Linked DNA regions of Homo sapiens: region 2 is linked to region 1. Evidence: read pairs that join two places in POLR2A ChIA-PET (ENCODE). Cell type or tissue: OCI-LY7. All regions are shown on one strand.

Region 1 (5,000 bases):
AGTACGTTATTTCACATTCTAGATTCTAACAAAGTATCCTAACATAACTATTACAATTTTTAAAAAATTTTAACAAAAAAGGATATTTACTATGTATGCCCTGTTATTAGGCTATGGCAAATTAGCCTACAGAAAGTAAAGGTCCAGATGGTCTCCCCAGTTTGACCACCCAATTATGATGAATTATCTGTAATGTATTCTTCTTTACAACTGACTCCAGACTTTCCAAATACCGGTTGGGTATATCAAAACAGAGAACTACAGCTGGTTTCTTTCTCCACCATTCCCTGGCATAAAAAGACTAATGGGGTTCAATCCTGCACAAGTAGAGTTCAATCCTGGCACTGTGCTTTTTGGCTGTTCTCACAAAAGGCTGATCAAGCTTCAAGCTTCACTAACAGACTTCAGTTCCTCTAGGTCTTTCTCCTCCAAATACTGTTTCTTCATACACTTCCCCTGTAATGTTTTCCAGGTAGCCTCAGGAATCTCAGGGTCTCTTACTGATCCTGGGCTTTTAAAGTCAGTATCTTTCTCCTCACAAATCTGAGTTATTTTGGGGGCCTAAAAGTTTCTGCGTATTCAAGTATGAAATTCAAAGAAACTATGTGACTGAAAAAGTAACACTGATGAGAAGAACCAAAGATAAACTCTAGAAGCGGAAAAGCCTTTTGTACACAGTATATAAGTTGTTTTTGCTCATTCGTTAATGCATTCACTCCAATATTAGGCTGTAGTGTGCCCATATCTAGGGATTCATGAAATAAACATGAAATAAAATAGCATTAATCCTCAAGAATCTCAAGACTATCAAAAAGATTTTACATTTTTAAGGTTGATTCAAAACTATGTGCAGAAATTGCAGCCTTATTTGTGCTTTACACGAACTCAAAAGTTTAATACTAAAGGTACCTAGAGGAAATCCCTGCCCTTTTTGAGTATCTCTAGTAACAAGAATGGTTTTTAATTTTATCCTTTACTTAGGATGTTTACCTATTACACTTTATAATGATATTTCAAACTTCAAACTAAGAAATAAAAGGTAACCCAGTTTTCAAAACTCAAGCAGAGGTATAGGATGGATAAAGATGGACTTGTGACCTGATTGTGTACCTTTATAAAAATATGAGAGGAAATTATTTTGCACACTATTTTCTTTATACTTAATTATATTACAATAACAGTGTAACTAGCAGTTATAAAATTTTCTTTGTTCTCGTTAAATGCCTAAAACTCTAAGAGCAACACAACTATAAATTAAATCTGAACGATACACTATTCTTATAGCAGACAAAAGGGATTTCCCTCCTTTATTAAGTTCTTATTTTAGGACATACCAATTCGTATTCCTCGTAAGAGGCATAGCATTAAAAAAACAAAGATGAGTTTCCAGGCTCCCATTTCCAAAATTCTTATCAGTCTCCCTAGATGATTATAGCAAAGGAAAAAGTAACATGTACAATACGTCATCACATTTCCCAATTGAGTTCTTTTCCAAATGGTAATTTTATAAATTAAAGTAACTAAGTAAATCCATGATCAGCAAACAGTTGCTAGGTGATGAAGAATTTAAACAAAGCATGTAAATAATTTGGCAACTCAACCATGTAACTCAAACCTAGTAACAGGTAAAAAACTAAATATTCTAAGTTATAATGTGGGAGTATATGTATACTTATGTATATGTGTATACACACATTATACATGCATGGGTTGTTTTGGGGTTTTTTTTGTCATCTCTGCCAAGATCAGCCAAGAGGAAGAACGGTAATTCGTTTAAAAGTTAGGAACTGGGCATACCTTTAAAATTTCAACAGCATATTTCCTTTATATTGTATTACAGTAACTGCTCTATAAAACTGTTGTCTGAAGCCTAGGTAAGAATAAAGTCTATTTCGAGAACAGCATTTATCACTGCCCAAAAACAGTAAGGAAAATGTTGCAGATTACAAAAGATATTTAGCTTGGACTACAGCTGATAACTTTGAAAAATGTTTCTCAAATCTTTAAAGAGGTAGTAAGTTTTTCTTCAACTGTTAAATTATTGGACTTTTTTGCAAAAAGAATGTTATTTAAATTTTCTAAAATGAGAACTTTGAGTTTACGTTAAACATCTCTAAAATATTTAATAGTTTTAAAAATATACTACAGTGAGATGCATTTGTAAAATACAATTATCCAGAGTTAGACAAAAGTAAACATGAAACTTAAAGAGGGGAAGCCTGGACCATTATTAATCCTTTCCCACATGAAAAGTGCAGATATTAGCAGAATATTCACTAAGTAAAAGGAAAATATTACCTGGTTTCTAAGGCACACAGTTAGCTGTAAGATCTAAAGTGGGATTTATTTGCATTAAGCTTTCAGAATACTTGCTGCAACTCGGGTAGAAATAGGTAAGTATTCACATGATATGTAAGTCTGTAGTCCAGAAAGGTATTTCAACTAAAATATGTCAATTTTCACATCTGAAATCATTCAGACATTACTGATATAGTATTTGGAAGAGTTTCTGTATAGAAGATTTTTTTCAGGCTGACAGTACTTAGCGCTTTAGAGGGTCAGGTAAACCCAGTTCTCTTTTGTTCAGCAATGTCTCATTTCCACTACCTCAAACTTGGTCCCCAGTTCCACTATCCGAAGCCTGCTTTACATTATGTCGTACTTCATTGGTACCACATACAGTGATTACATTATAAAAGGCCTCTAGATCACTTTGTTCAAATTTAACAGATGGTTTCGGTAATGTTCCAGGAGCAAGGGAACTCTCTCCCATAATTTTCAGGTTGATAAATTTGATTTTCCAAGTATTCTCCACAAAAGGGCAGCGGATGAGTCCAAAAATTTGTTCAAAAATGCCCAAACAAGTGTTTCCTCGATGGACAGTCCCAGCAACTCCAACCATAACCAGCCCATGAGGAGAAGATGCACATTTCAGTCCATGTGAATCTAGGTTGGGGCTGAGAAAAAGAAATTCTTCTTTTACTAGTGACAGCAAACGAAGGCTCACGATTTCTGCTCCATGGTAGTCCATAACATTTTGTTCTGATGTGTTGTAATAAAACCTAAGCTTCACATCATGCCAGAAGTGCTGTGGTCCCCATTCATCTTGAGGTGGTCCTAGAAAAGGATTCTGAGAATTAAGAAGTCCAAAGAACCAATGACAGAATTCTTCTCCTAGGCGACGAAAATCAACTTTTTCAGCTTTTTTATCTTCTTTCACCTGCTGATTGAAACAAATAAAATAAATACAAAATAACACTAAGGTTTAACTTTCATATCTATTTTTCTATCTAGCCTATTAAGTTTGAATGAACCCATTACACCAGAGAGAAATGAACCATATGTGAACTTGCTGAACCCATTATGCATAGTAAAAATCTTTTTTCAAGAGGAGAAAAATCATTTTAGAAATTTCCAGCTTAAATTGCTGAAAATTCAGCTAAGAGAGTAAGGTTTAGTAAGGCCAATTTAAAAATCAGTATGAACTTGGCGGGCGTGGTGGCTCACGCCTGTAATCCCAGCACTTTGGGAGGAGGAGGCAGGCGGATGGTGAGGTCAGGAGTTTGAGACCAGCCTGGCCAATATAGTGAAACCCCGTCTCTACTAAAAATACAAAAATTAGCCGGGCATGGTGGCGTGTACCTGTATTCCCAGCTACTCAGGAGGCTGAGGCAGGAGAATCACTTGAACTTGGGAGGTGGAGGTTGCAGTGAGCCAAGATAGCATCACTGCACTCCAGCCCGCGCAACAGAGCGAGACTCCGTGTGAAAAAAAAAAAAAAATCAGTATGAACAGTCATATATAAAAATATATAAATTATATGATGATTTATGTAAGTGTTTCCTCAGATTGTGGCAGTGTTTTCACAGGTATATATGTATATCACAGGTATATATGTGAAAACCTTCAAAACGTTCACTTTAAATGGATGCATTTTGCATATAAATGACATAAAGTTAATATAAGCAAGCATTTTCATTGTCTTTAAATAGATACTCTTACGGTGATTGAAACAGGTTATTTTCTATAACTGGGATTAATTTTATTCTATTATTTCTCTTTTTTCACAGAAAATGTTACTGTAAGCTGGGCGTGGTGGTTCATGCCTGTAATCCCGGCACTTTGGGAGGCTGAGGCAGGCAGATCACTTGAGGTTAGGAGTTCAAGACCAGTCTTGACAACATGGTGAAACCCCGTCTCTACTAAAAACACAAAAATTAGCTGAGTGTAGTGGCGCATGCCTGTAATTCCAGCTACTTGGGAGGCTGAGGCAGGAGAAGTGCTTGAACCCAGAGGGTGGAGGCTGCAGTGAGCTGAGATCATGCCAACTGTACTCCAGCCTGGGTGACAGGGCAGACTTTGTCTCAAAAAAAAAAAAAAAAAGTTACTGTAAAAATCTACCTGATACACTAGATCTCATTCATCCATGTGTTCCACAACACAGTACTTTACTGAGATGTATGAGATCTTAGGTTTACTGAGCACCTGCTATTTAATACACTGGGCACTGTGCGTGGCACTGGTTATTTGCCTAATTTAACACACCTAGTATATTGCAGACCCTAATTTGAAGTCGTATTTGTATGATTTCAAAGTCAATGCTCTTATCAGTACATAAAGTAAGAAAGCTCTTAAAGATTCTTTCCTAGTGTGAAGGCAAAGCTTTCTCACTGTGAAACCTCATTAATTCAAAAAATGTGGTATGTAGTTTAAAAATCTGCAAATTACATAGAGGTTAATTCAAGCAACACTTAAATATTTGTGCAGTATCTAAAATGTACAGTGGAGATAATATAAAGAACAGAAACAGCCAATGTCCGCTGGAGAATATTTCTACAATAGGACTTTTTCTAGTTAAAAAAAAAAAAGTATAAAAAATATTTAGGTTCCAATGTGGGGGCGGGGGCATCAAGAAAAATAGCTAACGCATGCTGGGCTTCATACCTAGGTGATAGGTTGATAGGCGCAGCAAACCACCATGGCACATGTTTACCTATCTA
Region 2 (5,000 bases), 130 kb after region 1:
CTCAATGACTACTTTGACAAATAGATTATGGCAGAAATGATGCTATGCCAGTGTCTGGGAACAGGGTTTAAGAAACTCACAGCTTTTACTAACTGTTACTTACAAAACTCTTTCTGGGAGCTGTAGCTTGTCATATAAGAAATATTATCTTGCAACTGCCGTGATGGTAAGGTCACATGTTGGTGCTCTGTTTAGTAGTTTCAACTGAAGTCAGCCTTTTAGACTTTTTAACAAAGGTGCCAGTGATTATCTCAATCAATCCCACACGGAGCAGAAGAGTCTCTCAGCTCAGATCTGTTCAACTTCTTTACCCACAAAATTGTGAGATATAATGTAATGAAAATTGTTGTTTGACACTGCTAAATCTTGGGGTAATTTGTTATGTAGCAATAGATTACTAGAATAAAATGATAAAATGCAATAGATAACCAGAAAGTAGACCCTTTTTTCCCTGAAGTTTTATTTGGTTTGTGGTATACTGTAAAGACAGTTTGTAAAATCAGACCTTCTAATCTTGGGTCTTTTTTGATGACTTCTTGAATGTTAAATATAGACAGAATTGCCTATACTCTTTTTTGCTCCTTCTCCTTTCTATTTCTGGGTGGGTGGGTTGGTATAGAATTCCTTTAGGTCTGTTTGAATGGTAATCCAAGCCCTATTAGGTAAGATCCAACAGCCTCTTATTTATTTTTTAAAACTTATTTATTTATTATTCATTTGATTTTTCTTTTCTTTTCTTTTTTTTTTTTTTGTAGAGATGAGGTCTGATATGGTTTGGCTCTGTGTCCCCACCCAATCTCATCTCTAATTGTAATCCCCACATCTCTAGGAAAGGACCTGTAATACCCATGTGTGGAGGGAAAAGGTGATTGGATCACGGGGGTGGTTTCCTTATGCTGTTCTCATGACAGTGAGTGAGTTCTTACGAGATCTGTTGGTTTTATAAGTGTTTGGAAGTTCTTCCTCCACTTCTCTGTCTCCTGCTGCCTTGTGAAGAAGATGCCTGCTTCCCCTTCTGCATGATTGTAAGTTTCCTGAGGCCTTCCCAGCCAAGTGGAACTGTGAGACAATAAAACCTCTTTCCTTTATAAATTAGCCAGTCTCAGGGAAGTTCTTTTTAGCAGTGTGAAAATGAACTAATACTAGGTCTTACTATGTTGCCCAGGCTGCTCTTGAATTCCTGGCTTTGAGTGAGCCTCCCGCCTCCGTCTCCCAAAATGCTGATATTAGGAATGTGAGCCATCTTGCCCAGCCAAACTCCTATTCTAAACAGGCCATTTCCCCCCATATATTTCTGCTTCCATGGTTGATAACATGTTGGAATTGGGAGAAATTCTATATCTATTTTTTAATCAGTTGAATTGGGATAGAAGAGCTAAGACTTTTAAAATGTAATTAAATTTTTCTACTTAAACTAATCCTGTTTCGCCTCAGGCAAACTACTAGCTTTACTATTTTATTTTTTTTAATAAAATGAGGATAGTAATTTCTACTTTGTTGTGCGGTTGGTAGCAAGTGTATACATGAAAAGAAAGTGCTATAAAACAACTTGGCAATAAATATGACATATAGAATGAAAAAATTTGGTCATTAGAATAAACTTCTTCCAAGTTCAAGTCCCATTCTGCTTCTCTTTCTGTTCATTTCAGCTATTACTGAATGCCTGAAGCATTTCAGGCTGTAATCTAGATACTGGACATACAAAGATGGATAAGTCACAGCTCTGGCCTTGAGGAGCTCACAGATCAAAGAGGGATTTGGAAATTGAATCATATATGTAAAATCATATAGCTCAACAACTGAGGCATTGGAAGGGCTCATTTATACATCACGGCTGCCCTAAGAACAAAACACAAAATCTAGGGAAGTTATTAAGATGTAGAACTCAACAGGAGAGATTCCCCAAAAGCACCGAGTGTGACAGGAGCCAAATCATGTTCTGAAAATCACAGTGAGAGGAGATACTGAGAACAAGAAAATTATTGTCAAATAAACCCTGGGCAAAAAAACCCCAGGTGAATTAAACATGCAGAATTAGCAAAAGCTTCTGATCGGCACAGATCAGAAAAAGGTTTGGTAAAAGGTTGTAAAAGTTTGGTATAGGATGCTAGTCCTTTGTTAAATAGGTTTAAAGGGAGCTAAATTGAACAGCTGATGCCAGTAAGGCTGCAGTGCCCGTTAAGGCAACACTGCCAAACTAGACCCTTTCACTCTGAGAAACTGAAAGTGAAACTAATTGCAATAAAATCTCAATAGCCTATGAAATAACATGAATGCATGCATATGCATGTTTACATCTGATCTACAACTGTTCTAAAAGTCACCTAGTCTCATGTTCAAGGACATATAAAACCTCCCCACCCATACTCAGCCAGAGGCCTTTTATAGACAAAACTCACACTCAGCCCCATCTGCACTACCTTCCAGGCCCTATCTCCTGTCTCCTGAACTTTCCCATTACTATTCCAGACAGAAGAGTTCAATGAAGGCTATTTAAATAAAAATGGTATGCTATAATTGTATATGTGGGCTCTTCATTCCTTCAAAAGTATTACTTGAGTACCAGCTATATTCCCAGTATACCAAATCATGTAAATTATAGTTTCAACACAAATGATTTATTTAGCAAATGGTTTTTATGGACTATCATAAGACCTCTGACAGCCTTGATAACTTGAGGTTCTGAAGCCAAGATTTCTTTGGGACAATTATTTTTGCATAAAGGAGAGTTCTATTCTCTCTGGATTCCAAAATTGATCACCAAATTTAAGTATGTCTGTTTCTGTACAAAACTATGTTTGGCTTAAGACAAAGCTATCACCAGTTTCAATACAATGGAAAATGCATGAATAGATAATTTGGTTGTTATGTTCTGTAAGTATCTAAAACAGAGATAAACAATATCTCCATTAAGGATAGTCAGTTGTTGGAGCATAAGTAAATAAGCATTTAGATACTAATCTAAAAATGCCTTAAGGTACAGCTACTTTAAAGATCATTAAAATATTTTAAAGTAAAAAAGAGAATTAAAACATTAAAATGTGATAAAAGCTAAGACTTTAGGATTAGATAATATAATAAGTTATTTTTAGAATAGTTTAATGTTTGGCTAACTACATTTTTCCATGATTCCTAGCTTTCCTATTTAAATATAAAATTAAAAAAAATTTTTATAATTATAAAATTGATTATGATGCAATAAAATTTTTTATTTTGCTGAATACCTGTTTTTAGAATTTTATTTTGCTGTTTACTAGAAAAACATTTCTTATTGGATTATGAGAATTTCAAAATCTAGAACTATTGGCCTAATACACTTGACACATAAGAATAAATACATTTTGTTTAGATAACTTTAAGTACAAGACGCTTTCTGTATTTTCTATTTACAAATTATACTAGAGACTTTTTTCATTGCATGTTATTATTTTAATTGACTCATTTGGAATGATAATAATCTAAAGGTTTAAATTGGATTAACATTTATTCAATTTAAATTGATAATATTGGATTATCAAATAGGAGATTCAGAATGTTATGGCTAAAGTTTGCTCAGAGATAAAGCAAAATGAAACCCAAGGGGAAACCTGATTCAGAAAGCAAATCCCAAAATCTTTCCAAGAGAGATGTCCATTAACTGGGCTCTATGAAAGAGTGTGATCTTTTTATTATGTGAAATACAATTTCCATTTCACGTGATTAATAGTAAATAGTAACATAACACTATTTTTTTAACCTCTGGCAAAAGTAGTTTTTAGTTTCACTTTTGGATCATGTTGTGCTGTGATTATTTGTACAGCCCTCTCGTTCGATTTTTGTCTCATTTAACTTTATTATATTTCCTCTTCAGATTCTATTCCCTTTCATATCTAGTCCCTTCTCCCCAGGATATATTCTAGGAGATTTTTTGTATCTTTAAAAAACTCATAATATTTCTTTTGTATTCACTTGTTTTTAATTTACACAAATGATATTCCACTAGGGTTTTCTTGTTTGTTTTGTTTGTTTGTTTTTACTTAACAGCATGTTTTCAAGATCTACCCATTGGCTTTGATTACGTCTAATTCATTATTTTTGACTACTTCATAACATTCTGCAACATGCATCATCACATTTAACCTATCTACTGTCTAGGTGATGAACAACTAAGATGTCTTCAAGTCCTCACTTTCATAAGTAATAATGTGAGAAACTTGTATCTGTTCCTTTATGGGCCTGTATAAGATTGTCTCTGGGCATTTTACCTAGAAGAGGTTCTAAGTCATCAATATTTATATGTCCATCTTATATGTCTTCCCAAAGAACCCAGCTTTTGTTTTGTTGATTTTCAAAAATTTTTTATTTTGTTTTGTTGCTGTTCTCTATTTTGTGATGTCTCTATCTTTTTTATTTCTGTCCTTTCTAGCTTCTTGAACCCTTAGCTCATTTATTTTTAATTGTTCCAGTTCTCTGATGTATTCAAAACTATACTGTTTCCATTAAGCATTACTTGAGTAATGTTCCATAGATTTGATGTATAATACCAAGTATACCATAAGTTCCCCTCCACTTTTTTTTTTGTTACCCAAAGGGTCACTTAGTAGTATGCTATTTAAAATCTCCAAACATATGGGATTATTAAAGGCATTCTTTTATGTTTAGTTCTATAGATGAGCTGGCTTAATATGTTGGAATGAGCTAAAAATGAACTGCTGCTCTACTATAGACCTACTCAGGTGTGGCCCTGAAAAACAATGATGAAGGAAAATCCTCCAGGGCTGGGGTTCAAGCAGCACACTAGGTCGGCACCTTTGTGGATAGAAAAGTGTTCTGAAAGAAGACTATACATAATATTTTGGAAAGTGCCATGTAGGTTGTCTGGTGGGTCAGGAGCTCAGAATAAGATTGGAAGATCAGCTTCAAAAAAGACTGGGGAAGAATCTTGTAGATACATCTTTGGGATGAGCATAAAATAAAGCGAAGGATTCAAACAATCAAGTGTGCAGAATAACTCATCTAAG

The links. ChIA-PET counts read pairs that join two places held together with the same protein. Peaks named below come from ENCODE experiments on the same cell type or tissue, not always from the same donor. Only the 100,000 strongest peaks of a DNase experiment are listed, where the experiment ranks them.
Region 2: POLR2A ChIA-PET joins it to region 1 with 5 read pairs; 10 of 35 experiments call an interaction of 5 or more read pairs at or near these places.

What each region holds. Positions count from the first base shown.
Region 1 is chr3:88,154,244-88,159,243 of GRCh38, reverse strand. C3orf38 (chromosome 3 open reading frame 38) reads right to left here. Exons shown (of 3, transcript NM_173824.4): 3 at 1,279-3,223. The coding sequence ends at 2,609. Among named protein-coding and RNA genes, the nearest start is that of C3orf38, 6.8 kb to the right of the region's middle. In OCI-LY7, no CTCF peak of the experiment used is centred here; no DNase peak of the experiment used is centred here.
Region 2 is chr3:88,029,185-88,034,184 of GRCh38, reverse strand. No RefSeq gene overlaps it. Among named protein-coding and RNA genes, the nearest start is that of CGGBP1, 27 kb to the left of the region's middle. In OCI-LY7, no CTCF peak of the experiment used is centred here; a DNase peak (open chromatin) is centred at 2,204; H3K4me3 peaks cover 1,934 bases.